Regions from separate parts of the Mus musculus genome. Here region 2 is linked to region 1. The links are chromatin loops, found by intact Hi-C in ENCODE. Cell type or tissue: left cerebral cortex. All regions are shown on one strand. Each heading gives the region's core, and the rest is flanking DNA. Links, peaks and the distances in the headings are about the cores only.

What was found. Hi-C counts contacts between places; a loop is a spot of excess contacts. Peaks named below come from ENCODE experiments on the same cell type or tissue, not always from the same donor. Only the 100,000 strongest peaks of a DNase experiment are listed, where the experiment ranks them.
Region 2: it touches region 1 in a loop (8-fold over the local background); 26 of 42 quality-filtered maps call a loop at or near these places.

What each region holds. Positions count from the first base shown.
Region 1 is chr11:115,467,776-115,483,799 of GRCm38, forward strand. It overlaps Slc16a5 (solute carrier family 16 (monocarboxylic acid transporters), member 5), which reads left to right. Exons shown (of 4, transcript NM_001080934.1): 3 at 1,561-2,373; 4 at 4,896-6,623. The coding sequence ends at 5,146. Armc7 (armadillo repeat containing 7) reads left to right here and starts at 7,892. Exons shown (of 3, transcript NM_177778.5): 1 at 7,892-8,252; 2 at 8,347-8,490. The coding sequence starts at 8,162. In left cerebral cortex, for the core only: a CTCF peak has its summit at 6,359 (motif pointing left); DNase peaks (open chromatin) are centred at 6,335, 7,823 and 10,717; H3K4me3 peaks cover 1,646 bases; H3K27ac peaks cover 2,857 bases.
Region 2 is chr11:115,351,519-115,367,542 of GRCm38, forward strand. Hid1 (HID1 domain containing) reads right to left here. Exons shown (of 19, transcript NM_001346774.1): 2 at 10,121-10,270; 3 at 8,804-8,974; 4 at 8,177-8,290; 5 at 7,459-7,565; 6 at 7,152-7,268; 7 at 5,102-5,324; 8 at 4,847-4,903; 9 at 3,776-3,916; 10 at 3,507-3,597; 11 at 3,068-3,219; 12 at 2,882-2,960; 13 at 1,067-1,231. Among named protein-coding and RNA genes, the nearest start is that of Hid1, 8.2 kb to the right of the region's middle. In left cerebral cortex, for the core only: CTCF peaks have their summits at 2,850 (motif pointing left), 7,062 (motif pointing right) and 8,465 (motif pointing right); DNase peaks (open chromatin) are centred at 2,826, 7,096, 7,494 and 7,866; H3K27ac peaks cover 257 bases.

The sequences.
Region 1 (16,024 bases), core at 2,774-10,773:
TCTGTCCCTCTGCCTCTCTCCCTTCCTCTGCTAACCTCCCTCTCCCCTCTCGTCCTCTTTCCACCCTCCCCTCCCTCCTCCCCTCCCCTTTCTCATCTCTTGTCCCAACTTCGTTCATTCTTTCTGTTGCAAGGGTTTAAACAGGGTCTCACTTTTGTCCTTCAGCCTGGCTTTGAACTCATAGCAAGTCCCCTGCCTCAGCCGCCTGAGTGCTGGGATTACAGGCATATACCACATCCAGTTCCTTCCCCTCCTGGTGCTAGGATTCAAACCCAGAGCCGTAGGCAGGTTATACCTGTAGTCTACCCCTGACACATCCGCAGCTCCCGGGTAAAAGAAGCAGCGAAATGGACTAGTAACCAGAAATTGTGGTGTTAAGAGACTTTTTTTTATTTGTTTGTTTGCATTCTTAGGGATTTTTATTTGTTGTTTTGCTTATGATTGTATTTTCGAGATAAGTCCCCCTCCCTTTTTTTTTTCTTTTTCTTTTTCTTTTTCTTTTTTCTTTTCTTTTTTTTTTTTGGACATGGTATCCTTCGCTGCTGGTTTGGAACTGGTTCCAGAGACCAGGCTCACAGAGCTGGGCCTGAATAGCCAGCTCCTGGGTTCATTCGGCACCACAAAGAACGGCCCAGGAAAGAAGGGGAAAGAACAATACAAGATGGGGAAATTGAGGAGACAGACTGAAGAACAGGAGTAGGAAGTTGACCCCTGAAGGCCTGGGTGGGCCTCTGTCCTCATGGACAGCTGAGTGAGGACTTAGAAAGGTGCTGGAGTAGAGAGAGGAAGGAAGCCTAAACGGCTGCCTCGAGGGCAGGTGAGCGACTGGCTCACAACCATCTGCGACTCCACTTCCAGAAGGACCTCCGTGGGTATCAGACATGAACATGGTGCATATACGTTCATGTAGGCAAAACACTTATACACATAAAATGAATAACTCTGAAATTTTTTTTTGTGACAAGTTCTCACTATGTAGTCCTGGCTGACCTAGAACTCACTGTGAAGGCCGAGTTGGCCTGGAATTATAGGCCTCTAGGCCTCTGCCTCCTGAGTTCTGAGATTAAAGTCATTTGGCACAATAATACCTAGCAAGGAAAAAAAGAAGGGCCAGGCAGTGGTGGCGCATGCCTGTAATCCCAGCACTTGGGAGGCAGAGGCAGGCAGATTTCTGAGTTCGAGGCCAGCCTGGTCTACAGAGTGAGTTCCAGGACAGCCAGGGCTACACAGGGAAACCCTGTCTCGAAAAACCAAAAAGAAAAAAGAAAAAAAGAAAGAAGGAAGAAAGGTAGGGGAGAATGAAAGGAAGAAATGAAGGTAGAAAGAAGAGAGAGATTAAGGTCATTGTAATTGTAGTGCTTGCAGAGGGGAGCTGGTAGGAGGAGCCGGGTGAGATGCTTATAAGGAGGTAGTCAGGTACCTTCCATCATGAAAACTTGGAAGTGTGTCTGTCCTAGGGCCAAAGGCGACAGACACGGAACATGAGCCAAGAGCCCTACTCCACGCGGAGGTGGAAAGTCCTACCAAGTCCCTGAGCTGATGTCCCCTCTCGCACTGCAGGCCTGGGCATGTGTTTCAGCTTCCAGTCGAGCATCACGGTAGTGGGCTTGTATTTTGTCCGCCGGCGGCCGCTAGCCAATGCACTGGCCTCCATGGGACTCTCCATGGGCGTCACCCTCTGGCCACTGCTGGCCCGATATCTTCTGGAAACCCTGGGCTGGAGGGGCGCCTTCCTCATCTTCGGTGGCATCTTACTCCACTGTTGTGTATGTGGAGCCTTGCTGAGGCCTGTTGCCACCAACGAGGTCCCCGAGCCCAAAGAGGATCCCCTTCTACCTCCCAAGATACCTACACGCAGCTGCCTGGCAACATGTGTCTCAACCATTCGGTACCACCTGGCCTTTGACATCCTTCGGCACAATATGGGCTTCTGCATATACGTCACGGGCGTGACGTGGATGAACCTGGGTTTTGCACTGCCACATATCTTCCTAGTGCCGTACGCTATGCATCATGGGGTGGACGACTATTGGGCAGCCATGCTCATGTCCATTGTTGGCTTCTGCAACATCTTCTTACGGCCAATGGCAGGGCTGCTGCTGGCAGGCAGGAAGAGCTTGGCTGCCTACCGGAAGTACCTGTTTGCTGTGGCGATCCTCATCAACGGGCTCACCAATCTAATATGCACGGTGTCAGCCGACTTCCGGGTGCTCCTGGGCTATTGCCTGGTGTACAGCCTGTCCATGTGTGGAGTTGGGATCCTCGTCTTCCAGGTTCTAATGGACATTGTCCCGATGGATCGGTTCCCCAGCGCCCTGGGCCTCTTCACCATCCTGTGTGGCGTGACTTCTCTCATCTCTCCACCATTGGCTGGTGAGAGCCTGGGAGGGAAAGCAGCCAGGCATGCCCAAGTGGGGCCTATATAGGTTGGGCAAAGGGGACCATCTGGACAGATTTGAGCCCAGTATACCATTGTCACAAGGGCCTTGGAATCTGTGATCCTTCTCTTTTCCCAGCAGCTTTCAGTGACCATGCTACAGTGTGGTATTTGCTTGGCCAGGCATGGTGGTACAGGCCTGTAATTCTGCCAGTTGGGAAATGGAGGCAGGAAGATCTTTGGCTATGTAGCAAGTTGAGAGCCAACCTGGGCTATATGAGCCTACAAGACCTTGTCTCAATCTTACCATCAGAGAGAGAGAGAGAGAGAGAGAGCACAAAGAATACTTGCTGCCCTTACAGAGGACCCTGGTTTGTTCTCAGCACCCACGTGGTGGTTCACAACTGTTCATAACTCCAGCTCCCTGGAATATAGCACCCTCTTCAGGCCTTCACAATACACTTACATACATGCAGGCAAAACAATCTTATACATAAAATAAATAAATCTTGTTTAAGGAAGGGAAGAAGGGGGGGCTGGTGAGATGGCTCAGCAGGTAAGAGCATTGACTGCTCTTCCGAAGGTCCTGAGTTCAAATTCCACAACCACATGGTGGCTCACAACCACCCATAATGAGATTTGATGCCCCCTTCTGGTGCAAATGAAGACAGCTACAGTGTACTTACGTATAATAATAAATAAATCTTTAATTAAAAAAAAATAAAAAGGAAGGGAAGAAGGACTGGAGAAGTGGCACATTTTAAAAAAGATTATATGTAAGTACATATATATTATATGTAAGTACACTGTAGCTGTCTTCAGACACACCAGAAGAGGGCGTCAGATCTCGTTACAGATGGTTGTGAGCCACCATGTGGTTGCTTGAACTTGAACTCAGATCCTCTGGAAGAGCAGTCGGTGCTCTTGACCGCTGAGCCAGCTCTCCAGCCTGGCTAATAGCACTTTTGCCTGTTGCTCTTACAGAGGATCTGAGTTCAGTTCCTAGCACCCACCGAGTGGCTCACAGCCATCTGTAACTTCAGTTTTAGAGGCACCAATGCCCACCTCTGGTCTCCCTAGGTACCACATTCATGTGGCACATATACATACATGAAGATAAAAATACTCATACACTTAAGTAAAAGATTTTTAAGGGGCAGGGAAGGGAAGAAGGAAGGAGAGAAAGAGAGAAAAGCTTTGCGCTCCAGGCTACATGAATCTGTCATCTTCCTGTCTGGACCTCTGCTCCTTTCTTTCTTTCTTTTTTTTTTTTTTTAATTTATTTATTATATGTAAGGACACTGTAGCTGTCTTCAGACACTCCAGAAGAGGGAGTCAGATCTCATTACAGATGGTTGTGAGCCACCATGTGGTTGCTGGGATTTGAACTCCGGACCTTCGGAAGAGCAGTCAGGTACTCTTACCCACTGAGCCATCTCACCAGCCCTGGACTTCTGCTCCTGTCAGCGAAGTGTGGTGATATGGGGCCTTGTTGTAAGTGTCTCAAGCAAAGAGCAGGACTCCTGATAAGAGCTCCACCTATGTTAACTGTAATTAATACCTTGGCCCTCCTAGTTTCCACCCTGTGGGTCCCAGGAAAATCACTATTCTTCCCTAAGCTAGAATGCCAACTACAAAGTGCAGAAGAGAGCATGCGTCATGACATCCACCCAGCCCAGTCACTGAGCGCACGGGTACAAAGAGAAACCCTGTCTTGAAAAACCAAAAAATCCCAAACCAAAACCAAACAAAGCCCGACACTGTTGAGGCTTACCTTGGGGTGGAGGGGGCACGGATGTAGGGATTCATTCGTGTTAGGAAGAAAACAAACAGGATTTGTAAGAACTGTAGGCGAAGGCTACTGCACAACAGAGAGAGGGGCCTTCAGCGTGGGTGGGAGGAGTCTGGTGCTAGGGGCTAGTCAGCAGGTAAGTGCTGTGGTCACTATGGTCAGACCTTGAAGCTCAGCTGTGTGAGGGGTTTTTGTTGTTGGTTGGTTGGTTGGTTGGTTTCTCATGACAGGGTTTCTCTGTGTGGACTAGGCTGTCCTCAAACTCATAGACCCACCTGCGTCTACCTCCTGAGTGCTGGGGTTAAAGATGTGCTTTGTCCCCATCGATCTGAGTTCCAGTTTCCAAGGAAGCCCTGCAAGCAAATGAGTCCCAAATTTCTCAGAAAGAGATAGGCGGGGCCAGGGCCTGAGGCAAGGTCAGGGCTGAGAACATGGCTTGGACTCCGCCAGCCCTTCAGTCTGTTTCTCCGGCCTCCAAGGGTAACACAGGCCCTCAGGCTCTCTCCTGGGGGAGGACATTTGCCTAGGCCAGAAGCCAAGGGTGTCCTCCCTCCTCTCACCGCACAAGTATCTGTTGTGTATTTCCCGAGGGGCCAGCCATGATTTCCTATTGAGTGAAGACAAAGCTAAAATCTCTGCTCTCCTTGAACGCATGAGCTGGTGGAAGGAGCCTGTAGGGCTTGCATGGCGGATTAACTCATTCTCTGTCCCCTCCCCACCCCCCAGGATTGCTGCTGGACAAGACCAACAACTTCAGCTACGTTTTCTATATGTCGAGTGGCTTCCTCGTCTCAGGCTCTCTTATCCTGGGTGTGGGCTTCTACGCCGCAGAGAAGAAGAAGCTGAAGCAAGATGGGCAAGCCAAAATGGAGAACGCTACCTCAGAGATGACCCCAATGCACGATCTCACCTCAGAAGACAAGGACAGTGCCAAGAAGCAACCGTACCCTGAAAGCATCTATATGACCAATGTCTGAACTCCAGAGATCCCATGTGACCTATCTCTGAGCTCTGAAGTCAGTGGGGGAAGCCTTCCTTCCAGGAAGTAGGAAATAGAAGTGGGCCTTCCTGGCTTTCTTCCTTGGGTCCCAAGAAGATTGGTCTGAGTCTTGCAGGAAGCAGTCATGGCTAGCTACCTTGGACTGGCTCCTCCCAGCTGCTCCTACAACACATCACTCTGGGGCGTCTCATTCATCCTTCCCATGTCAACTGTTTTCATCCTTCTTGGCCTCAGACTATTTTGACAAATTTGCCTTTCTTCCAAGAACTTACTTACTCTTCTTCTCTTCCCAAACAACCAACCATGACCCCCCTCAGATCAGGAAGGTTAAGAGTGCTGCATCAAGAAGTTGAGTCTTATGCTAACTGGAGCCATAGCAGGCACAGATGAAGACCAGTAATACTGGTCCTGGCGCCTCTGCAGAGAGCAGGGAAAGAAACTTTTCTGCTGTCCTGGAAGGAGCCCTTTTACTTGGGTCTCAGAAGTTGTACAGTCTGAAGAGTCTTCTGCCATTGAGCAGGGCCTGAGCCAGAATCTCCTTTTACCAGACTCTATCCACGTATCCACGTAGGGGAAGGCAGACCTTGACTAACCAGGAGCCAAGAAGACAGGCTAGGTAACTTAAGGAACATTATAAAAACTGGCTTCTATGTGCAAACCGTAGTCTGTGCTCTGCTCTTGGCCTCTGAGGTTCCCCTTTCTCCGGAATGTGTTGGAGGTATCAACCCTGAGGCAGAAACTGGCTAAATCGGCAGCTGCTGCTAGCCTGAGCCCATGGCCTGGAGCTATGTCCACTTACTCGCTTCTGGTGCTGGTCTCTGAGGTCATCTCTTAAGGCTAGCTGTCATCAGCCCAGGCTTGTCGCAGCAGGGTACTCCAGGGAAGGGGAAAACGGTCTGAATTATATACAAAAACATTCCCTGCCGCACGGGTCATGAACTCTGGACTAAGAAAAGCGGAAACCAGGCCTGAGTAAATTTCCTCCATTCCCTCAGGCTGGCAGGAACTTCTTGGGGTTGTTTGTTGGTTCAGGCTCCACCAGGCTCCAGCAAGAAAACCTTATCAGGAAAATGATTTTATTTTCATGACTGACGCCAGCCATCCTCCTCCACAAGTCCATCTGGCATGAATAAGCATCTTTAGGAGGCGATCGGTTCCTCTAAGGTGCTGTCACGAGTGCCCCCTCATGGTCAAAGGAAGTACTGCAGCCGTGCATTTGCTGAGTTGCTTATGTTCACTGTCTCTAGACCTTGGGTGGAGACGGCTGAGTAGGTAAAGGTGCTGGCTGCATGCCGACAACTTGAGTTTGATTCCTGGGACCCACATGGACAAGGAGAGGCCCCACTACCACAAGTTGTTCTGTGGCGTGCCCATGTGCGCGCACCATACACACACACAAATAAACGTTATTAAAAAAATTTTTTTGGCCTGTATGAGATGCCATCTTCCAATTGAAGTCTGCCTCTCTGTCTAATGTCCCCTACTGCTTTCCGGATCGCAACTCAGAACTGAGCTTGACCCCACCCCCACCCCCCAAGGAAGTTTCTACTCTGAAGGGCAAATGCCAGGGACCTATTTTTCATTCTAACAGAAAACAGAGTTGGGGCTGGCTAACAGGCCCACGTCCAGGAAAAATAGAATCTGTGATCCTCCAGCTAGGAAATTTTCATCACACTTGCCCGTTGGTAATAATGGCATTAATCTGAGGGCAATAAGCAACGAAGAAATGAGGGTGCAAATGTAGTTTAGTCACGTACATCAAACCTTCACTTCCATCTCCAGCCCCACCCATGCCCAGGTGTGCTGTAATCCCAGTTCTTTGGAGCCTGGGGCTTGGAGACAAGATGGAAGCAAAGTCTACTCTTTTGTAGCCAGGATCTGCTTTGGACCATCCCTGGAAAATTTTGAGGGGAGTCTGCAAAGTATTTGTTCTGGAATCTCAAAGGCTCCAGGTCCCCAGGTCTTTGATGTTCTGACTAGTCAGACGCTTGGCCATCTTGAGCTGAGATGTAAGAAGTCTGCCTAGCCTGCTTCTTATAAAACCTAAAGGGCACAGAGTTCTCACGGAGCAACCTTGGTTCTCAAGCATCCAAACTAAGACTAAAACTCTTGCTCTTGGTTGATGTTGGGCATGGATTGATCACTGGAACTTAAACCCCAGAGGTGGGGGCCAGGGAAAGGTGAAGTACACAAACCATTCTGCTGTGATTCAGGTCCCTGGTACCAAACATAGTACATGACCCCTGACCCTTGCCCTAAAAACCCTTACTGCCTCCATCCTCCACCTCCACCACAGCACGGCAAAGCTGGGCCCCTCCCTGACGCTCCTTGTGACCCTAAGATTGTGTTTGGGGTTTGATGGATGTTCTGTTTTGTTACCAGGGTCTTGCCATGTAGCTCTGGATTGCCTTGTAGACTAAACCGTCCTTAAACTCCGTGTTCTGGGATTAAACTACTATCATGTCTAGATGGCCTGAAGATCCGTCTGCCCGGCTGTCAATCCATCCACCATTCTCTCTCTCCTTTTCTCCTCTTTCCCTCCCCTCTCCCTTCCTCTCTCCTTCGACGCATCCCCGCTGCGGCGGCTGCGCAGTGGAGGGTTAAAGCCTCCAGCTCTAGAAATCCGGAGGGAAGCCCAGGAGGCGCCCAGTAACCACGCCCAATCCCGTCCTGGTCCCGCTCACTCCGTTTCCTGGGGCGGGGCTAGAGAGACTTCCGCCCTGAACCAGGAAGCGGTGCAGGGAGTGTGGTAAGGGGGCGTGCCTGCCTTCAGTTCCGAAAAGCCACAGCGTCTCGCCCGGGTTGAATTTTGGTTTTCAGATCCGGCTCAGACAGGATCCTGAGACCCCTGGCCACCCCCACAGCTCATCCCCAGCTGCAGACGCGGATCTCAGGACAAGACTGGGTTTGCTGCCGCTCTGTCGCCGCCGGGACAGGTCAGGATCCAGGCCTTGTGGCCTCTACCGGAGCTCCCAACTCCGCCGCCCCAGCCATGGCACAGAAACCCAAGATAGACCCCCACGTCGGGCGGCTAGGCTACTTGCAGGCGCTGGTCACAGAGTTCCAGGAAACCGAGAGCCAAGGTAAGAGGTGTAGCGTGGGCACGAGGGACCCAGGAGGGTTCTGACGGCAGCCGCCGCCGCACAGGTCCGACCCCAGGGCTGCTTCCCATTGCAGATGCCAAGGAGCAAGTCCTCGCCAACCTCGCCAACTTCGCTTATGACCCGGGCAACTACCAGTACCTACGGCAACTACAAGTCCTGGACTTATTCCTTGATTCTCTGTCGGAAGAGAATGAAACCCTAATCAAGTTTGCTATTGGTAAGAGTTAGGCTGCCCCCAACCCCCGTGCCCGCGCGCCTCCCCCCAAGTTATAGACTAGAGCGACTTGAGAGTCAGGCATGCCACTCGCCTATAAAACTAGCATTACGGGAGGCTGAAGCAGGAGGATGGTTGCGACTTGGGGGCCAGCCTGGGATTCAGAGTAAGACACTGTCACTAAACAAACTAGTGTTTGGGATGGGATCTCATCTAGGGCAGAGCTGCCGTGTGTGGACCACCTACCTTCTCCTCCTCCACACATTATCGGGGTCACAGCTCATTCCAAACAAGTCGTGTCTTTCTTCCTCTTAGAAAAGAGATAATAAGTGAGGAAATGGGGTGAAACCTCTTTGAAAGAAGTTTAGTTTTTTGTTTGTTTGTTTGCTTGATTTTGATTTTTTTGAGACAGGATTTCTCTGTGTAGCCCTGGCTATTCTGGAACTCACTCTGTAGACCAGGCTGGCCTTGAACTCAGAAATCTGCCTGCCTCTCTGCCTCCCAAATGCTGGGATTAAAGGTGTGCGCCACCACTGCCCGGCTGGAGCTTGCCCTTGTATTGTTTACTGTCAAGAGGTGCAAAGGTAGCTTAGAACTCCTATAGTTGGGTTATTGTAAGGCCGTTTGAATTATTCAAGGTAGACTCTTTTACATTTGCTGTGTAGGTGTGTGTTTGCATGTGTGTGTGGATGAGTGTGAGTATGCATGTGCACCAGGCTGTATGCATGAAATTTGTCAAGAGTCAGTTCTCCCCGAGTACAGTGGTACATGCCTTTCATCCCCAGTACTGGGAAGACAGAGGTAGGTAGATCTTTCCGAGTTCCAGGCCAGCCTAGCGTGAGTACTGAGTTCTGGACCATCTAGGGCTATGTGGTAAGATGTCGTCTCTAAAAACTAAGGTAGTCGTTGTTGTTGTGTTCTCCTCTTCCAGTTGCTAAGGGAAGATCTCTGTGCCTTCAGAGTAGGGCAGTGCACTCCATAGCTGGGCCGTGAGCCTCCAGCTAATGGGGAGAGAGTGCTGGGGTTCCAGATGCTCGACACTGCATCTGGTTTTCTTATGTAGGTCCCTGGAACCGAATTCAGGTCATCAGAATTGTGTGGCAAGCTCTTTTACCTACTAAGCCATCTCCTCTGCCCCATGATAGATAGTCATTATTGGGCACCCTATAAGGAAGGTACTGGCCCAGGTTCTGAGGAGATGGTGAACAGGTTGGGGATTGTATTCTGGAAGGGGAGCTAGGTGGCGAATAAAACAAGCAAAGTAGAGATAAACAGGAACTCAGATGGAGCCATAGGAGGTGTGTCACGCTACTTACGCTACTTCCATTTCAGCCATCTTGGATATGCGATGTAGACAAAGCAGCTAAGCAGGAAGCTGTTAGAGGGAAGCTGATGTGTTAGAGGGAAGCTGATGTGTTAGAGGGAGGCCGATGTGTTAGAGGGAAGCTGATGTGTTAGAGGGGAAGCTGATGTGTTAGAGGGAGGCCGATGTGTTAGAGGGAGGCCGATGTGTTAGAGGGAAGCCGATGTGTTAGAGGGAAGCTGATGTGTTAGAGGGGAAGCTGATGTGTTAGAGGGAGGCCGATGTGTTAGAGGGAGGCCGATGTGTTAGAGGGAAGCTGATGTGTTAGAGGGGAAGCTGATGTGTTAGAGGGAGGCCGATGTGTTAGAGGGGAAGCTGATGTGTTAGAGGGAAGCTGATGTGTTAGAGGGAGGCTGATGTGTTAGAGGGAGGCCGATGTGTTAGAGGGGAAGCTGATGTGTTAGAGGGGAAGCTGATGTGTTAGAGGGAGGCCGATGTGTTAGAGGGAGGCCGATGTGTTAGAGGGAGGCCGATGTGTTAGAGGGGAGGCTGATGTGTTAGAGGGGAAGCTGATGTGTTAGAGGGAGGCTGATGTGTTAGAGGGAGGCTGATGTGTTAGAGGGGAAGCTGAAGTGTTAGAGGGAGGCCGATGTGTTAGAGGGAGGCCGATGTGTTAGAGGGGAAGCTGATGTGTTAGAGGGAAGCTGATGTGTTAGAGGGGAAGCTGATGTGTTAGAGGGAAGCTGATGTGTTAGAGGGAGGCCGATGTGTTAGAGGGGAAGCTGATGTGTTAGAGGGAAGCTGATGTGTTAGAGGGGAAGCTGATGTGTTAGAGGGAAGCTGATGTGTTAGAGGGAGGCTGATGTGTTAGAGGGAGGCCGATGTGTTAGGGATATTTTAAGTGAAGAGGCGGATGGAACAGAAACTAGAAATTAGAGGGATTGGCACGGGAGCTTTGGATCTAGGTCGTGGGAAGAAGTTGAGCATTTAAGAACAAACAAGTTCTTTCAGCACATTAAAAGGTTCTTTTAAAAATAAACTTTCCTCATGTAGTACAAAAGGAACCCTAGGTGCACTGAGAAGGAAACTGTCCGTAAGAGTAACTCAGGGCTCAGTGATGGAGGACCTGTATCATGGTGCATGTACCACGTGCCTAAGGCTCTGTGCGTCCGTCCTCAGCATTGCAAGGAGATAATTCCAATATTGTTTAATATTTAGCTATGCAAAATTTCCTAACAATGCCCTAAAGAACATTCTTTTTTATTAATGAGGAAGGACAGGGCATTTGAGGTCTCACTGTGTAGCCCTGGCTGGTCTGAAACTTGTCTGCCTCATGGGTGCTGGGATTAAAGGTTGTTCCACCATCCCTGGCTTTCAGAGGATACTTTGTAGAGTAAGTTCCTCTGCCATGTGGCTCCTGAGGATGGCGGTCAGGTCGTGAAGCTTGGTGGCAGGTCCTTTACTCATTGAGGCAACCTGCAGACCCAAAGGGACATTTTTTGATGGTTGGTTTGTAACTAGGATCCAGTGCAGGACCTGCATATTTCATCTGACTTTGTTCCTTACAGAGACCTCTTTATGTTCCAAATAAACGTTTTATTTTATAGCAAGTTGAGAAAACTTGAAGAGACTGGGAGTGTAACTCAATAGAGTGTGTGGTGGTCTGTGCCTGTAATCCCAGCATGCAGGAGGTAGGGACAGGCAGACAGAGAGCTCAAGAGCCACCTTCAGCCACATAGCAAGTCCAGTTCTGAGCCACTCAAGACTCTTTCTCAGCAAAGAAGAAAGAAAACGAAAAAAATCCAAAGATAAAGAGTTGCCACACATTCACACCCTCTTTTTCCTGTTCTTAACTCCTCGCACTGGTTTATCTGCTATAGTTAATGAGCTGGCATTGATACATCACCACTAGCAGGTCTTTATTCATAGTATTCATATGACCTTTGGTTTTTCCCTGATACACTTTTTTCTGGCCCAAGACCCCATATGACATACGTGGCTTTACCATCAGGCCTTATTTGGGTGTTTTTGTTGTTGTGTCTGACACAGGCTCTGGCTAGCCTGGAACTCCTGTTAGGATCATTTAGTGCCAGTGTGACGTACCTCTCGATTCACCTTCATGACCTGGTGAGCAACTGTATCAGAAGTCTCCATTATCAAGCTGCCCCCCTCTCCTTCCGTAGTATACTCTTGGGACAGAGGATATTACATAAATTATCTTAAATCTCTTTTAAAATTTTTTTTACATTTATTTAGTGTGTGTCTGTGTTTATGTGTGTGCTGTGATAGGAACATGGCGGTCCAGGGACAACACGCAGGGCTGAGTTCTCCTCTTCCACCGTGGGGGTCAGGGAGTGAAGCTCAGCTTGCGCGGCTTGGCAGCAAGGGCCCTTCCCCAGTGAGCCTTCTCTCCAGCACCTTAAGCCTCCTGGAATCCTTAGGTTTGGAGAGTCTGTGGCAGGGGAGATGTAAGCAGACACCTGCCTCCCCTGTAGGGCACCAGCAACCACCAAACTTAGATCCCACCAAAGTGTATCTCACGTAACCACTGGTTTTATTGGGCCTGCTTACAGAACGTGGGTGAGCCGATAGATAGCAGCTATCCTACTAAAAGCCTTGCCCAGCACAAAGGATGAGTTCCCTCTAGCTGCAGAAATGGAACCCCTGCCCTCTCAGTAACTTTCCACCACTACAGACCCTAGCACCTCCACGGCCACAAGCAGTTAGCACACAGTCGCGTACAAGTGAGACGCAAGAGGAATCCTTAGGAATTCAGAGAGGTCTAACGGTCTCTCTGTCCCCTCCTGAGGGAGCATCACTCGTCAGCGAGCACGGTGGGCATGTCTCTTACAAACAGTCACAGCCGTACTGATGAAAGTGACAGCTCTGGGCCCTGGGTGTTGCCATGTGTCTTCTTCAGTCCCGGCACTCAGGAGGCATAAAGGACATGACCTCGTGCCAGGCAGTGGTGGTGCACACCTTTAATCCCATCACTTGGAAGGCAGAGGCAGGCGGATTTCTGAGTTCGAGGATAGCCTGGTCTACAGAGTGAGTTCCAGGACAGCCAGGGCTACACAGAGAAACCCTGTCTCGTAAAACCAAAAAAAAAAAAAGTAAAAGAACATGACCTCGGGCTGTGCTGTTTGGAGGGCAATGATTACAGTATCTACACAGGTGACGCGTCCGTCCGTATCACTGATGGTTGCATGGTCTACCCCACATCTGTAGGATGTCCCTCTTCCCTGTATGTCTCCTTCCTCTCAAAGATATCATTTAGCTCAGGGCTTCTCAGACTTTTCCCACTCAGGAGCCCTTTTTGCATGAGAATAAAAATTGTGGGGCAGTGTACAAGACAGGGTTTCTCTGTGTAGCCCTGGCTGTCCTGGGATTCTCAATGTAGACCAAGCCGGACTCAAACTTACAGATCTACTTGCCTCTGTCCTGGGTACTGGGATTAAAGGCCTATGCCACCACTGCTTGTACACACACACACACACACACACACACACAGAGAGAGAGAGAGAGAGAGAGAGAGAGAGAGAGAGAGAGAGAGAGAGAGAGAGCGCTATATAAAATACACTTGGGAGGTGGAGGCAAGAGAACCAAGAATCTTGGATGATTTTCAGCTAATTAACTTTGGCCGGGCATGGTGGCGCATGCCTTTAATCCCAGCACTCGGGAGGCAGAGGCAGGCAGATTTCTGAGTTCTAGGCCAGCCTGGTCTACAGAGTGAGTTCCAGGACAGCCAGGGCTACACAGAGAAACCCTGTCTCGAAAAAAAAAAAAAAAAAAAAAACCAGGACAACTTTGAGGCCAGCCTGAGTTACATGAGACCCTCCCTGTCCAAGGGGGCAGGGATCTGGTACAGGTATGATTTTACTATTTATTAAGGACAGTGTTTGCACACTAAGAAGATGGATGGTTCATTTTTCATACACGCAAACCTGGCTGAATGCTGAGACTATGGGACATAGACCATCCTCAGTGGTTTTCAGAGTTCTGATGGCTTTGCTGTGACAAGGTCAGTGCTGAGAGCCCTGGTTCACAGAGATATAAAGTGACAATGGTAGGTGTATGTGTAGGCTGTGCATAGCACATCCAGCCCTCCACCTGTGTTACAGCCTCACGTGTGGTGGGGAGCTACTGTGTACGCAGCAGTGACTTAGCTCCTCCTTCTGTCTCCTCCATTTCCTGTAACCCAGAGACTCAGTTGAATAGCTTAACAGCTCAGTGACACTTTTTATCTCTGAATACATCACAGTGTGATTTAGAGTTTTCAGAGACACCGCACTCTTCTTGATGTTTGTGGAATACAGGACTAGGATACAGAGCCTCCCATCTTTTCTCAGTGCAGGCGCTCTGAGACACATGGAAATCCCAGCTATGGCTGGGAGCCCAAGTCTTTAATCCTGGCACTTGGGAGATAAAGATAGGTAGATCTCCATGAGTTCAAGGCCAGCTGGGACTACATGGAGAAACCCTGTCTTAAAAAACCAACGACAGAAAAAAAAATTCCATCTGGCCTCAGCCTCCACAAGCAGATGCTCTGTTAAGTGCAATGCTGAGGGAATTCACTGTAGGCGGCAGGACCCAGAAGAGGCTGGTGCAGCTGTAGGCTGAGGGATGGAGCCTCAGATGAAAGGAGATTGGTGGGCTCTGGGTGGAATCTAGGGGTCTTCAGAACATCCCTATGGGGCCCTCTGTACCTGGGCTAAGGGAGCCCAGTTGTCTAGATCTTACTGGCTCTGGATCCCTGCTCTTCTAGAGGCATGCTATTCTAGATAATCTAAAGCATCTAAAACCGGCCCCAGAGTAGGAGGAAGTAGGATCGGGAGTTCATGGTCAGCCTCAGTTATATAATGAGTCTGAGGCAAGCCTCAGTTTACAGGACCCCTTCTTAGAACCCTCTGCAAGTGCACCCCTGTGGTCCCAGCACTCAGGGTGCAGAGCCAGAGGATCTCTGTAGGTTCCAGGCTAGCTAGGATCTACATAATGAGTACTGTGGTTTAAAAGAATAAAAAGTAGGGTGTTGGAGAGATGGCTCACCAGTTAAGAGCACTGTCTGTTCTTCCAGAGGTCTTGAGTTTAATTCCCAGCAACCATGTGGTGGCTCACAACCATCTAATGGAATCCAAAGCCCTCTTCTAGTGTGCCTGAAGAGAGATACAGTGTACTCGTATACATCAAATAAACAAACCAGGTGGTTGTGTGGTACATACCTTTAATCATAGCACTTGGGAAACAGAAATTTGGATTTTTGTGAGTTCAAGGCCAGCCTGGTCTACAGACTGAGTTCCAGGACAGCCAAGGCTACACTGTCTTAAAAGCCAAGTCTGCCGCACTGTTGTTGCCCTCTGAGTGGTGACAGTGGCCATGCTTCTGCTGGGGAGCGAGCCATAGAGCTTCTCTACAGTAGGCTGTTGACTCTGGAGAAAACTGCCCAGTCACAGAGATGTTCCTCCAGGTTCCAGACAGCCCCAGAAGGCAGTGTTGCCAGCACAGGGCACCTCAGATGCTCCTCTGCCAGCTTGGAGGCGCTATGGGAGACTGGGTCTGCTCTGGGCAGTTGCCCCCAGGATCTGTCTGTTTCACCACTGTTTTTTGTTTTGTTTTGTTTTGTTTTGTTTTGTTTTGTTTTGTTTTGTTTTGTTTTCCCTTTCCTGCCGTCTTCACACAGTCTAAATCTCAGGTTTCAAGTGCAAGTGCGGCTCCAGCTCTCAGCCTTTTGTCTCTGGGGCTCTGTGTCGATCTCGATGCTCTTGTATTTGTCATATGTGACTTAAGAGGAGAGTCCCAGTGGGAGCTGGATGCAGATTCAATGGCCGTTGTCATTTCCGACCTTGGACTGCCTCTGGCACTAAGAGGGGAGCACTGCCAAGCACCTGTTCTGCTGCTGAAAGCACTGTCCGCCTTGGAGCGCCTGGTGGGAGCACTTACGGTGCTGATCTCCCTGAGAAGCCTGGCTGCGCCCATCTCTGCAGTTAGGAGTTTGCCTGCTGCACCTGGTGGTGCCCAAAGCTCACAGAGGAACTAGCAGCCACTGGGCAGTGGTCTTAGTCACGAGAAAGCTGCTGGTGATTGCGACTTCGGCTGAGAAGTGGATGGATTGAGACACCAGCTCTAAAGCCAGGGTAACACTCAAGAGTGAATAAAAGAACGGAGCGGAAGCTCTGGTTAAAAACATCGTGTACTCCTGTCCATCCCAGGCCAACATGCAGATGCAAAGACCACAGG
Region 2 (16,024 bases), core at 2,810-10,809, 120 kb before region 1:
CCTGATGTTAGGCTGCAGGGAAACAGCTTAGCCCTGAGCTCCTCGGTGTCCTGCTTACACTGTCTTGAAATCCCCTTGCAGCTGATCACTACTCAGGGATCATCAGGCATGGTGGGATAGCCTGAGCCCCACACCAACCCAACATTAAATATGTAACCTCTCAGTGAGCCACAGGGAAGTCCAGAAGGACACTGTTGTGTGTGTCTGTCCTCCACCATCTACCTCCAAGTTCCCACAGCTGTCGGGGGAAGACGCAAAGCTCTCCAGAGCACTCAGTGCCCCCATCTACCTTTCTAGCCCCGTGTCTAGAGCCTTTAGCTTAACATCTACCCCAGGGCCTTTGCACATGTCCCTTCCCAAGCAATGCTTTTCTGCCTACTGAATGCTCACTCATCACTCAAATATACATCTAAATTTTACTTACTTTGGAAATAGTAACAATAATTGCTAATATTTGCTGTGCTGGGTGTTTTTGTTTTTGTTTTTGTTTTTGTTTTGTTTTTGCGTGTGTGAGTTATTAAGCCTTCCAATATATTCTGGGGAGGGGGAAGTTGGGGGTTGTTTTTTGTTTTTAGAGACATGGTTTGTCTATGTAGCCCTGGCTATCCTGGCACTTACACTGTAGACCAGGCTGGCCTCCAACTCAGAGATCCACCTGCCTCTGCGATTAAAGATGTGTGCCCTGCAAGAGGGACTTACAGCAGCCGCATTATGAGCATCGTAGGGATGAGGGGACCAAGGCTTCGGGGCCGACGTGCGCTTGGCCACAGAGCGCATGCTTGCTGAGACTTATATTTGTACCTGTGATGCTGGTCAGGCACCTGCGTGACAGCCAGCAGAGCTCTTCCCACTCTGAGATTTCCAGCCGGCCAATTCTAAATGAACTCTCTTGTTCAGTGGGTCAGGTTGTCCGCCTAAAGCCCCGCCCCCTGCCTGTGACTCCATACCCAGCTGTGAGCTCCAAGAGGGACAAGGCACACCTTGATTCCCCACTGCCTCAATCAGTGCACAGGCAGGACTCGTGGGCTGAGGCTTTCTTACACAGGGGCTCAGGTCAGCGCCTCACCATCAAACTGGTACTGGATAATGTTGTTGAAGACCTCCAGAAGGAAGAAGACCAGATGGTGGTTCTGAGATGCCGAGAAGAGGAACCAGGTGGTCGAGAAGGCCTCGAGCAGATGCAGGAGCTTGTTGGCAGTCACCATGGACAGGCTCTTGAGGTAGGGAGACACTGTAAGGGAGGAGTCAGCTTGTTCTGGGCCATCCCTGCAGAGGCCAGGCCAGGACGGGGCAGCTCATCTCAACTGATCCCCGTCCTCCATCCCCTGTCCCCTGCAGAGACCCCCTGAGACTTTGAGGCACACTCAGCTCATCTCTCCCAAGCATCTCCCCAACCCAGAGGGAGGAAGGACAGAGACAGGAGTGTAGATAAAGAAACTGGGGTTCAGAGAGGGTCATAAACTGAGCCCGTTTCCCAGCAATAAAATGACAGGACAGGGGTGCTAACTCGGGATGTGACATCCTTTAAGAGTGGCAAGATGCTGTCACTCGATATGTATTCCTCAGCACAGCTTTGTGAGTGGAAGTTGGAGAGGAAACTACGTCTTGACCTGTGTGCGTCCCTGCTGTCTGCCTCTTCCCCTGGCTCAGATGAAGGTCCCAGGGAATGGGAACAGGGACTGTCTTGTTTACAGAGGCATTCTCAAAGCTGGCCTTGCTTGTCAGGGATTCAACTAGGACTTGTTAGAATCAACACACAGAGCCCACAACTCAGCGAGAGCCCTTAGAACCATGAGCCACCCCAGACACTCAGAAGTTCAAATCACACCGTGGACGGTATATTGTTAGTTTATGCTGTCAACCTGACACGACTCGCAACCACTTGGGAAGAGAGTTCAGTGAGGAATTATCTAAATTGTTAACTCAGGTCGAGAGATCCACTATGAATGTGGGCGGCACCATTCCTTAGGCTGGGCCCTGAACAGTTAGGAGCAGAGAAAGTTATCTGAGCATGCATATGCAGCCAGCTGGCAAGCAATGATCTGTTAGTTTTGCTGTTTCTGGCTATGGATGTCATGTGACTAGCTGCTTCCTGCCTTGACTTCCCCTCCCTGCTCAATGATGGGAATTATAAGCCAAATAAACTTAAGCGTATTTGTTACATCAACAGGAATGTTAACTAGACCAGTCAAGGAACCAGCTGGCCTAAAGACATCCACAAAAGTCATTCTGCTCCACCCTACTGCTACCCCCTAACCCCAGCCAAGCTGGACCCTCCTGAACCCTCCTGGCTCCTTTCCCAGAGAGCAAGCAGCCTGTAGCCCTTTAAGATGCTCTCGAAATCCCCACACTGTAACTGATAGCCCAAATCTTTAACACACAATAAATAGCCAGCAGCCACATGTGGCCATTAAATGTCTGCAATACAGCCAGTCTCAACTGGGATGTCCTGCAGGGACAGAACACACACTCACATACACATACACACACACACACACACACACACACACACACACACACGATTTTGAAGACTGAGTGTGAAACAGAGCATAGGCTACCTCAATGATTTTTATATTCTATTCATGTCTAGCTTATTGATTATTGTATGTAATACATGTATACGTGAAGGTCATAGGACAATTTTGGGCCGCCAACTTTCTCCTTCCATTTTTACGCCAGTCTTGCATGGCAAGAGCTTTTACCTGCTGAGCCATTTCATGGGCTCTCTGTTACTGTTGCCCCTTCTAGAGTACTAGAAAGCTTAGCTGTAACATGTAGCTTGCTGTTTCTGTTCATGAAGCCCGGGAACTGGCGGCTAGTGAACCTGTGGCCTAGCGCCACCTGCTGGTGATCATGGGGAAGTTAGGCTCTGGGCCCCTACCGTTGACCACAATGGTGAGCAGGCAGTCGAAGAGGGGTTGCAACCGCTGATGACCGCTGGTGATGATTTTGTGGAATACCTGTACAGGGAGGGAGGGGGAGGGCATGAGTTACCCACTACCTCCAAATCCAGCCAAGAAGAGAATGTCACCCCAACCCTCAGGGCTGACCATGCACACCCCCTTACCACAATGAGCAAATCTGCATGTGTGCCTGTGAAGACCGGGATGTCCATGGGCACGCGCACTGAGTAGGGCTTGTTCAGCCGTACCCCAAAGTTCCTCTCCCCACTCAGGAGCAGCAGGATGAAGACCCCGATGTGCATCAAGCCCACCCGAGCTGGGGTATACAACACAGGAGGCGTTACACAGAGCATGGAGGGGGAGGGGGAGGGGGAGGGGGAGGGAGGGAGAAGCAAGGACCCATCTTTAGGGGTTCAAGGAAACCCCGTTGGAGGTTAGGGTTCAAGGGAAGCCCCTGTGGGAGGTTACAGGTTCAAGGAAATGCCGTGTGGGAGGGTAGGGCACCAGGCTTGAGCTTCTGGGAGGTAGGACAGACTGGCTAGACTCCACCGGAAATCAAGACCCCATAGCTACCGCAGCATCCCAGGCCCACTACTGTCGTACATTGATCTGCCCGGGCGTCGTTGAGAAAATAGAGGATAGGAACCAGGATATCCAGCACGTCACTGCTCTTCAGTACAAAGAAGAGGAATTTCTGGGAATGAGAGAGAGCGGGCTGCATCAGTGAGAGGACTAGCTCTGCCTCACCTTCTCCCACCTAGGCTGTGGAGGCCCAGATGCTACCCGAGTCCTTGGTCTCTGGACCCCACTAATCCATCAGCAATGTCTCCTCACGACTGTCACCGACAGGCTGGGCCCTGGAGTCCGCTCACCTTGTTGAAGTCACAGAGTTTCCAGAAGAGAACAAGCAACTCCTGGTGAAACTGGATCTTCTTGGTGGAGTTGGGAAGGTAGGTCTGGAGCAGGGGATTGGACAGCAGCCGAGCGATCCCCTTGAGGATGAACTGGAAGTCCTGAGAGGGCAAAGCAGAGGCCCTTCCAGTCCAGCTCCCTCCAGCTATACCCTACAGATGTCTCCTCATTCTCCCATAACCTTGTCAATCTCCAGAGCCCAGAGGACCTGGGTTTGGCTCTTACTGCTAGTACCCTGGGAAGTTCAGCCTCTGGCCCCCTCTCCAGCAGGTCAGAAGATCCCCTACGCAAGGCTGCAGCTCCTGGCAACCCCCCAGATGGACCCCTGACCACCTAATTTCCTTGTTGGTAGCCGCTGTCCTGCTCCTCCCATCCCCCATCACACAGGAGTCCTCCCCAGTTCTGTCAGCTTCTGAGCACACCCCACAAGCTGGGCTGTGCTCAGCTTTGATCTTTGTGGGACGGGGACATGCTCAGCCACAGTCCCTTGTAACACCCCCCCCCCAACTTGAGTCTGCCTGGACTTTAAGGCCGCAGTTCCTCCCACCCCTGAACCCCAGCCTCTCAGCAAACCTCCTCCTTTGGGAAGCCCTCTTGTTACCCTGGCTCAGCTAAGACTGACTGTAAATCATTTCTTTTCTTTCCTTCTTTTATTTATTTACTTTTAACGACAGAGTCGCCTGTAGTTCAGGCTAGCCAAGAACAACCCTAAGCTTCTAAACCTCCTGCCTCTACTTCTCAGAGGCTGGCTTTTCAGTCATGCACCACCGAATCTTGATTGTGTGATGCTGGAGATCGACGAAGGCTTTGTGTGCATTAGGCAAGTGCTCTGCCAACTGAACCACACAGCCCCAGCTCCCACCAATCCTTTCAATGCATCGAAATCCCCCAAGCACTGCCATCATTGTTTTACTTAGGATGGCTATGCTCCTTCATGCAGGAGAGCAAGACTCCTCTAGCCCCACAAAGGCACAGCCATTGCAGATGGTGGGCAGTTAGAATCTCCCCCACCCCCGCTGTGCCTAACTCACCTCCTCACGATGAATTCGGGACAGGTAGTTCACAAACAGGTTCTCGGGCCCTGGAGGCTGCCAAGGAGAGGAGCTATGGTGAGCAGATCCCTCACTCAGGTCTGCCTGGATAGCAGCAGTGAGCTTTCCAAAGTTGGACCCTCCCCCGCTCCAGGCATACCACGAGCTGCCTCCCATGGTGTGTGCCTTTTGCCCATGGCTTGTGCTAATGGAGATACCATCTGCCCCCCAGCCATCTCCCCATCCGGTCCTTACATCAGCATCATCCATAGCTGTGCCCGTGGTGGTGCCGTCCACGGTGGGGCTGGTGCTGGTAGCACTGTCATGGTCCAAGGTGACAATAAGCACCTGAGCAGCCTCCTCCACCAGGGGCTCCCGGTAGTCCGAGAAGAGCAGGTGGTTGTAGGGGATCCCGTAGCCCACAGGGTCATAGGCACACACGGTGTTGAGGAGTGAAGTGAAGAGGGGCAGCGCGTGTCTGCGAGAGAGCACAGAGCAAGGCTGCAGGGATGCTCCCTTGGGCACGCCTGCCTCTCCAGCCACAGCCACAGCCACAGCCACAGCCACAGCCACAGCCACAGCCACAGCCACAGCCACAGCCAGGGAGCTGTGCTATCAGGCAGAAGGCAGAAGGACGAGCTTGTCCCTTCCTGAATAGAAAATGCCCTCCCTATCCATGCATGTGGCTGACTCTGATCAGGGACAAGCTGGGCCAAGAGCAGAGGAGTCCATTACACAGGGATGGACTCCCTGTAGAGAACGTGCTCACGCCCTTCTCAGTTCTTGGGGTCACACACCCTCCACTGGGGTTACAGGCAAGAGGTTAGAGGAGCAAGGAAAAGACAGCCTCCCCTTGGGGAGCAGAAACCAGCTCCATCCCCTGGCTCCCAGGCTACAGTATGACTTGAATCCGGTCCATAGATGTCAAGGTTCAAGCTCCTCATCTTACATATGAGGAGACTGAGATCCAAGAGGTTAGGTGAGTGAGCAAGTGACAAAGTGTTGCTGTGTGCCTGGCATAGCTATGAGAAGAAACCCTGGCCAGGCTCTGATTGTGGCCAGCATTGTGGGACACTTGGAGACCCTCTCTTGTGGTGATAAAAAGCAGGGAACCAGCAAAACCCAGAGGGGAGCCATGTCATGCAGGGGTCAGCTTCCAGAAGGAGTAAGGTTAAAAGTTTAGAATGCTAACACCTGTGTTAGCTGCACAGGGGCACAGCTGGGTGTACACAGCTGGATTGCACAGCTGAGTGTGCACAGCTGGATTGCACAGCTGGGTGTGCACAGCTGGGTATGTACAGCTGGGTATGCACAGCTGAGTGTGTACAGCTGGGTGTGCACAGCTGGGTTGCACAGCTGGGTGTGCACAGCTGGGGTGTATGCTTCAAGTACTCTGTCCCACTGATGACTATGTGGCACCCCCATGTACTCATAAGTGTCCCCATATCCCTCTTGAGTCCCGCACGATCCAGACTTTTCCATCTATCAGGGTGGTCCTCAGACCCTCTTCTCTACCCACTGTCCCAAAGAGCAACCACAGCCACATGTGGCTGGCGACTAAGTGCTCTTGAGCGGTTGATCCAGCTGACGCTGGAAGTATAAGGTACACACTGGATTCAGGGAAGGAAACGTGAGGAAAGGAAATGCAAATGATAGCAATAGCTCTATATACTCATTACAAATTTAAGGCTCACGTTTTTAAATGTACCGAGCTAAATAAAATATATAAGTTCTCTTCCTTTTTGCTTTCAAGAAAGGGTCTTATGTACCATAGGCTAGCCCAGAACTCACTAGTAGCCAAGGATGACCCTAAACTTCTTGATTGATCTGCCTCCACCTCCGGAATGCTGGGATTACAGCCCTGTGCCGCCACACCCAGTTCATCCAGGGCTCCATGCATAGTAGACAAGCACTCTATACACAGAGCTACATTTCAAGCCCCTTACATTATATTTCTACTAAACAATGCGGTTCTAGATGGAAGACCTGAACCTTGGCCCAGGAGCCCCCAGGAAGTTTGGGGCCCTGATAGTAAGGTTCAGAAGACCGAGCTTCAATTATCAGCACACACATGACAAATCACAACTGTCTGTAACTCCTGTCCCAAGGGATCCAACACCCTCACACAGACATACATGCAGTCAAAACACCAGTGTAAACAAAATAAAAATAAATAATTAAAAAATAAATGTATGGCTAAGTTATAGTTTCACGACACCAGGGGGCAGCACATCTCCTCAAATAAAACCATCAGGGCTGGCACAGGGTTCCTAGAACCAGACTAGGAAGGCCAGCCGCCTCTCACCTGTTCTCCGTGGAACAAAAGAACTGAACCCAGGGGTTGGTGCTGCCACTCTCTGGAGATGGGGGCAGGTACATGGCCTCTGAGAAGCACGTGAGCAGTAACTTCAGCAGCTCCATCCTGCAGGAGGGACAGGAAAGGCTACATGAGAACCCCAGTCTCCATCTGGAAGGGGCTGACACATCGACCCACCTCCCTGGCCCAGGCCCATGGGGAAAAAATGACCCCTGTTCCTCCCTGTAAGGCCAAGGATGGATGGTAAGAGGGCTGGGTCTCTGAGCTATGCACAGGCCAGCCCGGTCCAGCTCACCGGTTCATGTCATGGATGTAGTTGGGCTGTGGGGAATGAGCAAAGCCCACACCAGCCTCCCAGATATATTCACAGCTGTCCAGGGAATGGACATCTTCTGCTGAGTCCTAGAAACAGGAAGTAGTAACAGGGGATGAGGGTGTCACAAAACAAATATCGGCGTGAGGCGGGCCCTGACTCCCTAAGCTTCCCAAGCTGCAGCAACGTACCCCGGTGTTCTCCTAAGGTCAGCCCTCCCCTCCCATGCCAGTCTCCTAACGGACAAGGAGAGAAATGGGTGCTGTTGGAGTTCTTTAAAGGCTCGTTTCCCTGCAGTCTTGCATTGATTATTTTACTTGCTGAGCCCAGTCTGAGGCAGGGAGAGGAGGTAGGGAAGGTTGGAGGAGTAGGGGTGTGGCAGACTGAAGGGAGAAAGTATTCCTGGTGGAATGCCAGAGTAAAAAGACAGGCTTCCTGGTTCCAGCCCTGTTCCCCTCCCAGCTCGGGCAGGGAAGACAATAGGTGCTTGTGTGATGCTGCCTAGGAGACAGGCAGGCTGGACACCAGCTGGCTCCTCTCCAACAGTGCAACCCCCTATCCCACCCAGGACACTTATGCTTAGGAGGCCTGCCCTCTGAGCCACCCCTGCACCCTGCACCCTGCACCCTGCACCCTGCACTCGGGAGAACCGTAACTATGCTGGCCCCAGCAGGATCAGAGCCCAGCCTGGGTGTCTCACCACGTCGTTCCTCCGGTGGTTCTGCACAGTGAAGTCTGGGCAGAAGAGCAAATCGGCAATGGCCAGGAGCAAGGACTCAGCCAAGGGACGAGCGTTCTCATCCTCTTCCTCACCCTGCTAAAGATGCAGGCTGCTCAGTGGGGGGCTGGCCAAGGAGAGGTGGCCCCACGGCTTGGGGGTGTCGTGAATATGGGACTGGGTCTCAGCGGGCACATGTAGGTAGACAAAGTGGAGGGAAAGAGGAAGTGACTTCCTGCTCACCCCAAACCTCCCTTTGCCAGAAGAGGGCAGGGCAGAGGCAAACACTGGGCATAATGAGAAATGTCCCACCAGGGGTACTGGACATCTTGGGAATCATGAGGTCTCAACCCTTGGCACTTGACTGAAGATAAAGCCCTGAGTAGATGGGGCCTGGGAGAAGATAGTGTGGTCCTTCTAAAGACATAATGGGCCTATCCCTGCACCCCTGCTCTAGGCCCCTTGGGAGAGAAACCGAAGGCCTGAAAAGTTGGTACTGGCTCCTTCCCCCTCAGTGGTACCCTACCTCTAAGTCCCCATCCCTATACTTCCTAAAAACAGGTGGCCCTGCCAGGATCCTCCAACCCCCCCTTGGCCAGGCCCACAGACCCCTCCACGCCCTGCCCCGGGCACTGTGGACCAGAAGAAGCCCCTCCAGTCGGGGTCCTCGAAGATGTAAGGCAGCACTCGGGTGAGTAGCCGGCTGCAGTTCAGGACGACCTGTTTCTCCTTCTCAGAGTGGCAGCCACCCTCTGCTCCTTGCACCAGCTTCTCCACAGCCTGTGGGGACAGACAGCAAGGGAGGAAGGAGCATGTGAAGGAGCCCTTTGGGTTCAGGCCACCCAAGCTGGAGAGGTCAGCTAGCTCAGGAAGGTTGTGACCTGGGAAAAAAACAGCCCAGAGCATCAGGAGAGCAGAGGCCAGTCCACTGGATGGCCAAGACCTCATCTGTGGTACCCCTCTCATACAGAGTGTGTCCCCACACTTGGGTACAACTTACTTTCTTCTGAGAGCCTCTTTCTCTCCTAATCCTTCTGTTTAATACTATATTAAAGTGCCCTTTTTAAAGGTTAAAACAAGAGAAAAAGACCAGGGCTGGAAGAGTGGCTCTGCTGTTAAGAATACATTGTCTACCACATTTGGTAGCCCATATCTTTACTCCCAGCACTAGAAGCCAGAGACAGGTGGATCTCTATGAGATCAAGGCCAACCTGGTCTATATATTAAGTTCTAGGCATCCAGGGCCTCAACAAAATAAAACAAACAACAATAAAACCCAACTTGCTATCCTTGCCAAGGACCTAGAGTTCAACTCCCAGCACCTACGTGGTGTCTCACAACCACCCATAACTCTAGTTCAAGGGGGTCCAATGCCTTCTTTTGCTCTCCATGGTCATCAGGCATGTACACGGAACATATAGATACATGCATGCAAAGCACTCACACACATAAAATAAAATAAATTTAATTTAAAATTTATTTATTTATTTTTGGTTTTTCGAGACAGGGTTTCTCTGAATAGCGCTGGTTGTCCTGTAACTCACTCTGTAGACCAACCTGGCCTTGAACTCAGAAATCTCCCTGCCTCTGCCTCCCAAGTGCTGGGATTAAAGGAGTGTGCCACCACTACCCGGCAATTTTTTTTAAGACCTCGTTTGTAACAGAGAAACCTCTGTTTGGAGGCTGGAGCACCTCACAGGAAAAGCTAAGTGAGGTGGTGTCTGGAAAGATAAGTTAAAGCTCTGATAAATGGCGGCAGGGGCCATGGTTACTTTTTCCTCACCCCCACCAAGGAGAACTGGAGGCAAAGAGGCTAGACCTCTAGAACCTGTGGGTGAGATGTGAGTACTTTGTTCTGCGTGGACTAGGCCATTCGGCCTCTCTGGGAAGGATGGGGACAGCTGTGAGGAGCCAGACAGCTCATACCTTGTAGCACAGCGTGGCCAGGTTAGAGGGTGACTCCTCTCGCACAGCCCGGATCTCTGCTGCCGGCACCAACGCAAAGACATCCTGCACCGAGGTAGCGGTGTCTGCCCAGAACTGGTCCCAGAAAGCATTGTCGGTGGCTTCCACGGGCTACAGGGGGATCCAGTATCCAGAGTTACACCTTTCCCAACAGTCACAGATGAGCCCTGGCAGGGAGGCCACCGTGGTTATCCTCCATCCCAGCCAGCGCCCAGGAGCCTCCCCATCTGGAACGACCTTATTCAGCTGCCACAAGATAGGTGTGTATGGGCGAGGGTCCACTAGGTTCTAAAGTTCACTGTGTCACCGAGGGTTTGTGTGTCTCTGGCTAAGTGCACACATTTCTCTAAAAGAGGAGCTGACATCATCACCAGATCACATCCCACGGCCACACCAGTAGGTCAAGTGTCTAGGAACTAGACCAAGGCTCTCCCCCAAAGGGCATACGCACCCCATTCACAGTCACCGGTGCTGTCTTCTCACAAGCAACCCTTTCTCAGCACAGCCACCAGTGCCAGACCCACCAACCTCCACACGATCCTCTCAGCACCCGCTGCTGGCCCATGCTGCAGCTCCAGTCACTTTCAGGGAGCCCCAGCCTCCAAATCACCCCCCCCACTTCAGTGCCTCCACCCCATGCAATAGCCAAAGCCACAGAGCCTTCATCTAAAAGCCCCCGGGGACCCCCACTGCCTGCTGGACCAAGTCAAGACATCAGCTCAACACTCATCCAAGATCTTAAACAGGCCTTGAGGCTGGGCTGTAGTTCAGTTGATAGAGCACTTGCACAAAGCCCCGGAGGGGATCTCGAGCACTGGGTACATTAGGACTGGAGGTGAGGGCCTGTAATCCCAGCACTTGGGAAGATCAGAAGTACAAGGTCACCCGCAACTACACAGTGAGTGAGTTCAAGGACAGCCTGGGATTCAACAGATCTCATCTCAACAACAACACACACACACACACACACACACACACACACACACTCCTGTATTTACTACTCCTAGACATGACCCCAGTAAATTTCTTTTGTTTTGCCCAGGCTGTATATTTCCCACTATACTCTTCTCATTTCAGCAATAATTACATTGGGCTTGAGATATGGCTCAGTTAGTAGAGGGGCTTGCCACCAAGCCTGATGACCTGAGTATCAAACTCAGGATCTGCTCATCGGAAGGAGTAAACCAACTCCCACAAGTTGTCCACTTCAAGCCAATATAAACCTCCCTCCTATACATACAAGCACACACACACACACACACACACATCCTAACAAAGATGGTTTTTTATTTGTTTTTTAATTTTAACAGGCTGAGTGTAGTGGCATACACCTTTAATCCCAACACTTGGCGGGCAGAGGCAGGTGGATCTTTCTGAGTTTGAGGCCTGCCTGGTCTACAGAGTGAGTTCCAGGACAGGCAGAGTTACATAGTAAGTGCCTGTCTCAAAACTTAGGAACTAACGTAAGAAACAAAGTTCCAAAGGTCCTATTGAGACAAGCCTTTAAAATACATGTGGTCATGGGAACTAGAGAGCGGGCTCAGAGGTGAAGAGTTTATGTGGGAGCTAGAGAGATGGCTCAGAGGTTAAGAGTGTATGCTGCTCTTCCAGGAGATTCAGGTTTGGTTCTCTGTAATTCCAGGGGTCTGACGCCCACTTCTGGCCTCTATAGGCACATGCCCACTTGTGGCATACATACAAAGAAATACACATAAATAAAAATGAAAAATTAAAATACATACTTATGGTCCTTGAGAGATAGACAATCATACAGGCAAATAACCAAGGCAACCATTTTCCATGATAAATTTTACTTCTAGAATTCTCCGCTGGGATGGATAGTTTGATGTCAATTTGATGCAGGCTGGGGTCATTTGCGAAGAGGGAACCTCAATTAAGAAAATGCCTCCAGCTGGGCGGTGGTGGCGCTCGCCTTTAATCCCGGCTCTTGGGAGGCAGAGGCAGGTGGAGCTCCGAGTTTGAGGCTAGCCTGCACTACATAGTCACTTCCAAGATAGCCAGGGCTACACAGAGAAACCCTGTCTCAATCAATCAATCAATCAATCAATGTGCCTCCATAAGATCCAGCTGTGAGGCATTTTCTTAATTAGTAATTGACGGGGAGGGCCCAGCCTAGTGTGGATGGAGTCATCCCTGAGCTGGTGGTCCTGAGTTCTATAAGAAAGCAGGCTGAGCAAGCCATGGGGAGCAGGTCAGTAAGCAGCCCCCTCCATGGCCTCTACACCAGCTGCTGCCTCCAGGTTCCTGCCCTGTTGGAGTTCCTGCCCTGACCCCAAGTTGCTTTGGTCAGGGTGTACCATTACACCACACAGGCATGCTCTCCTTTGGGAACCTCCAGCCCCAACTTCTACACCCCACATTCCTGACTCAGGTCTAGATCCACTCACCTCACAGCCCAGCAGCCCAGCATTGGCCCTGCTCTCAAAGCTGAGGCAGATGAAGCTGAGGTCCTGACAAGGCTGAGTGCCAGGGGGCTGCCCAAACCCAAGGCTGGGGCTGCAGGCTTCACCAAAGTGCCCACCCTCCACCCCATTCTGGGGAGCCCCAGGATAACTTGTGGCTGCACCCTCAGTCCCAGAACTGGTAGAGCAAGTCAGCCAAAGGTAAACAAAGGCTAAAGGAGAGGCCCTGGAGCTGGGGTTTGCTGGACCTCAGCCTCACCAGTCCTGGTGGCCTGGAGCCAGAACGCAGTGGGAAAGGACATTTCAGAGGAAAGGCCTGTGGAGATCCTCCTCATCAGGAGCACCTCTGAAAGCCTCTAATACTCAGCTCACCTCTCAGGGAGTCAGCATCCCTTAAAGGGGCCGAAGCCCCCGCTGAATACAAATGGAGCTGACCACTGACCTAGTTCATTAGACAACCATCACCTCGGAACTGAAATCCAAACGAGACATAAGAGGGCCTTAGAGGTCTAACCTAGAAGCAGAGGGGGGAAAAAACCTTCATAAACAAGCATTTATCTTTCTATCTACCCCCACCTTTTTCATGTAGCCGGGGCTAGCCTGTAGTCACTCTCATTATGGAGACTGAACATAGGACCTCATGATTGTTAGCCTCAGCTTGCACTTCCTCCCCTGATCCCACTGGGTCTTAGGCATTTGCATTGGCTGAGGGACCAGCTGTAGCTTTAACATTTTTTTTACTTTATTTTTTATTTATGTGCATATGTGTCTCTCTCTGCGTGTACACATACATGAGGCTGCCCCTAGAGGCCAGAAGGTGTTGGATCTCCCCAGAGCTCACAGGTAGTTGTGAGCCACCCCAACGTGGGTGCTGTGAACCAAACTCTTCATCTGAAAGAGTAGCTGGAGCCCTCTTAACCACTGAACCATCTCTCCAGCCCCAAGCTGGGGTTGTCACAGTCTCCTTCTAGGGTGGGAGTGGTAAGGGGTAAAACCAGCATTGAGCTAGCCCAATAAGGACGATATGTCCTGACAGGTGATCAAAGTATTATTCTAGGCTCACACACATGCATGCGTGTGAACACACACCTATCAGCTCTTACCCTAGCCTGCAGCAGAGCATCCTCAATGAACAGAATCTGGGGGAGAGTCTCTGATCCTGTAGTGCCCCACTCTGGGGCCCCAGCCAAGTGAGGAAAGAGTCAAGAATGTGGCTGGTCTCAGAGTTAGGGTTAAGCCCTGCCCAGGGCTGGCTAATAGGGCAGGAAGAAAACAGGATGCAGGGCAGGAAGGCAGGGAAGGCTGACCTGCAAGAGCTCAGACCCAGGCTACAGTAAGGTCCACTTGTCTACTGCTCAAAGCACAGCCTCGGAGGGCTTAGAAGTGAGGTCATCCTGTGGCCATCACATCTGCAGCCCCTTGGGGATACTGAGTTCGAAGGTCCAGGAAGACCTTTTCGGACCAGATTCTTGAATCCCAGCTGCTCAAAGCTGATCACTAGAGTCCAAGGCTTTGGCCCCCACCCACTTGTGAGAGTCCCATGCTTATGAGAAGGCCCACAGGCTAGTGAATGGCTCAGCAGTAAAGGCACTTGGTAAAAATGCTTGGTAAACATAATTTGTGCTTGCTGCCAAGCCTAACCTAAGTTCCATCCCTAGGGCCCACATAGTGGAAGAAGAGAACTGACTCCCATTGTTGTCCTCTGACCTTCATGTATATACATGATACACATGTATACACACACACACACACCAAAAATAATAATAATATAAACTGAAAAGAAGGAGACAGATGGGAGAGGAAGAAGAGAGATAAGAGAAGGGGGAGGAGGAAGAGGAAGATGGGGGAGGAAGAAGGGGAGTAGTCCACACTGGGTCTCCAATCTATTCTAGACCCTGATCCAAGCAACTGTCTTCATCTGAGAACAGACTATCTCAACCAGGTACAAACCTACTGATGTAGTATTCAGGGGGAGGGTTCCTAAGCAGGTCACTGCCCACCTTTCTAGAGCTGGTTTAATCCTGCTGCTAAAGGACCTGCTCAGCCCACCAAACCATCTTCCAGCAAGCCAGCCCCTCCCCAGGCAGGGCAAACATGGGAGACGCTCCCCCAGCTCTCACCACCCTACACTGTGCAAAATACCACACACCACCCTTTCCTGCTACCCACTGATGGAGAGTCTCACGTCTGAGGTTCTGGAACAAGCCACAGGAAGCAAAGAGAAGCAGTTCTGGTTTCCGCCAAGTGCCCCTCAGATAGAAACAGGCTCTCTAGAGGCCCTGGCATTCCTTTCCTCGGCCTCTGACCTTCCCAAGGTGGGTAACAGGGTGTGGGAGTAGTGGTCGGCTCTCTGAGGCTGTGACTGGCTGGTTGTGGGTAGGCAGCTCTCCTGATCCCACTCACACTGGCCAAGAACAATATAGAGCTCTGAGAACAGTCGGATGGGGGTGGGGTTCCAGATGGCAGTAGGTCCAGAGCCCTTTGACAGGCAGGGCCTTGGAGAGGCTGCTGGTATCTCCATAACCAGAGTAGCCTGGTTTCCAGAAATAAAGATTGAAGGGACGACAGGGAAGGAACCTTGCTGGGTCAAGAGGTGTGTGCTGAAGGTAGGAGGCAGCTTCTGTGACACTTGTAGACACGGGGGATGGGGGGGGGGAGTGTGGACTGGAGTTACCCATGGCTCCCTCTCCAACAGACCAATGATAATCTCCTCATCCCCGAAACCCCAATCCCTATTCCGGGTGCCAAAAAGCACAGCCAATCAGCTCCACCGGGCCTGGAGAAGCCCCTGGATCATCACTAGCTGGAAAGCTGGCTTCCCTAGGCCTGAGGACAGCTCCTCTTACCCAGCTGCCGCTGCCTGCCACTCTATGAGCTCCCAGGAAGACCTGGGCCTTCCCTACCCTCAGGCATCAGCCAGGGCCCAGAGAGGCCACCGCTGCCACCGCTGCCATCGCGCACCAGCTGTTTTCCCCAACCCAGGCAGGCGCCGGCCCGGCTTTGTTTGCATTGAGTCAGCCGGGGCTGTATGTCCGGGACCATGGGCACTGAGGGGCAGGGAGACCAGCGGGGCGATGGATGGGTAGGTGGGAGCGGGAAGAGGCTGGCTAAGCGAGGCTGCGGGCACCGGGGGGGCGGGACAGGGGGCGGATAACGTTGTCGCCGCCGGCTCCAGGAGTAGGCACACGTCAGCCTAAGGTGGCAGCAGCAGCAGTGCCCGGGAGAGTGTTCCCAGGGGAGAGTAGGCATAGGGTGGGCTCCCAGAGGCAGGGATGGAGCCCTAGTTACAAAGGAAAAGTCCCGTTCCGGTGCTTGTTTCAGCATCCCCCTCTGGATTAGCCGGTCACCCCACCCTCGGGTGAACCGTGTTCACCCAGCCCCCCCGGCCCTGCCCTGCCCCCAGGGCCGGCAGGTGGATGAAGAGGCTGGGCCCCCAGGCGCA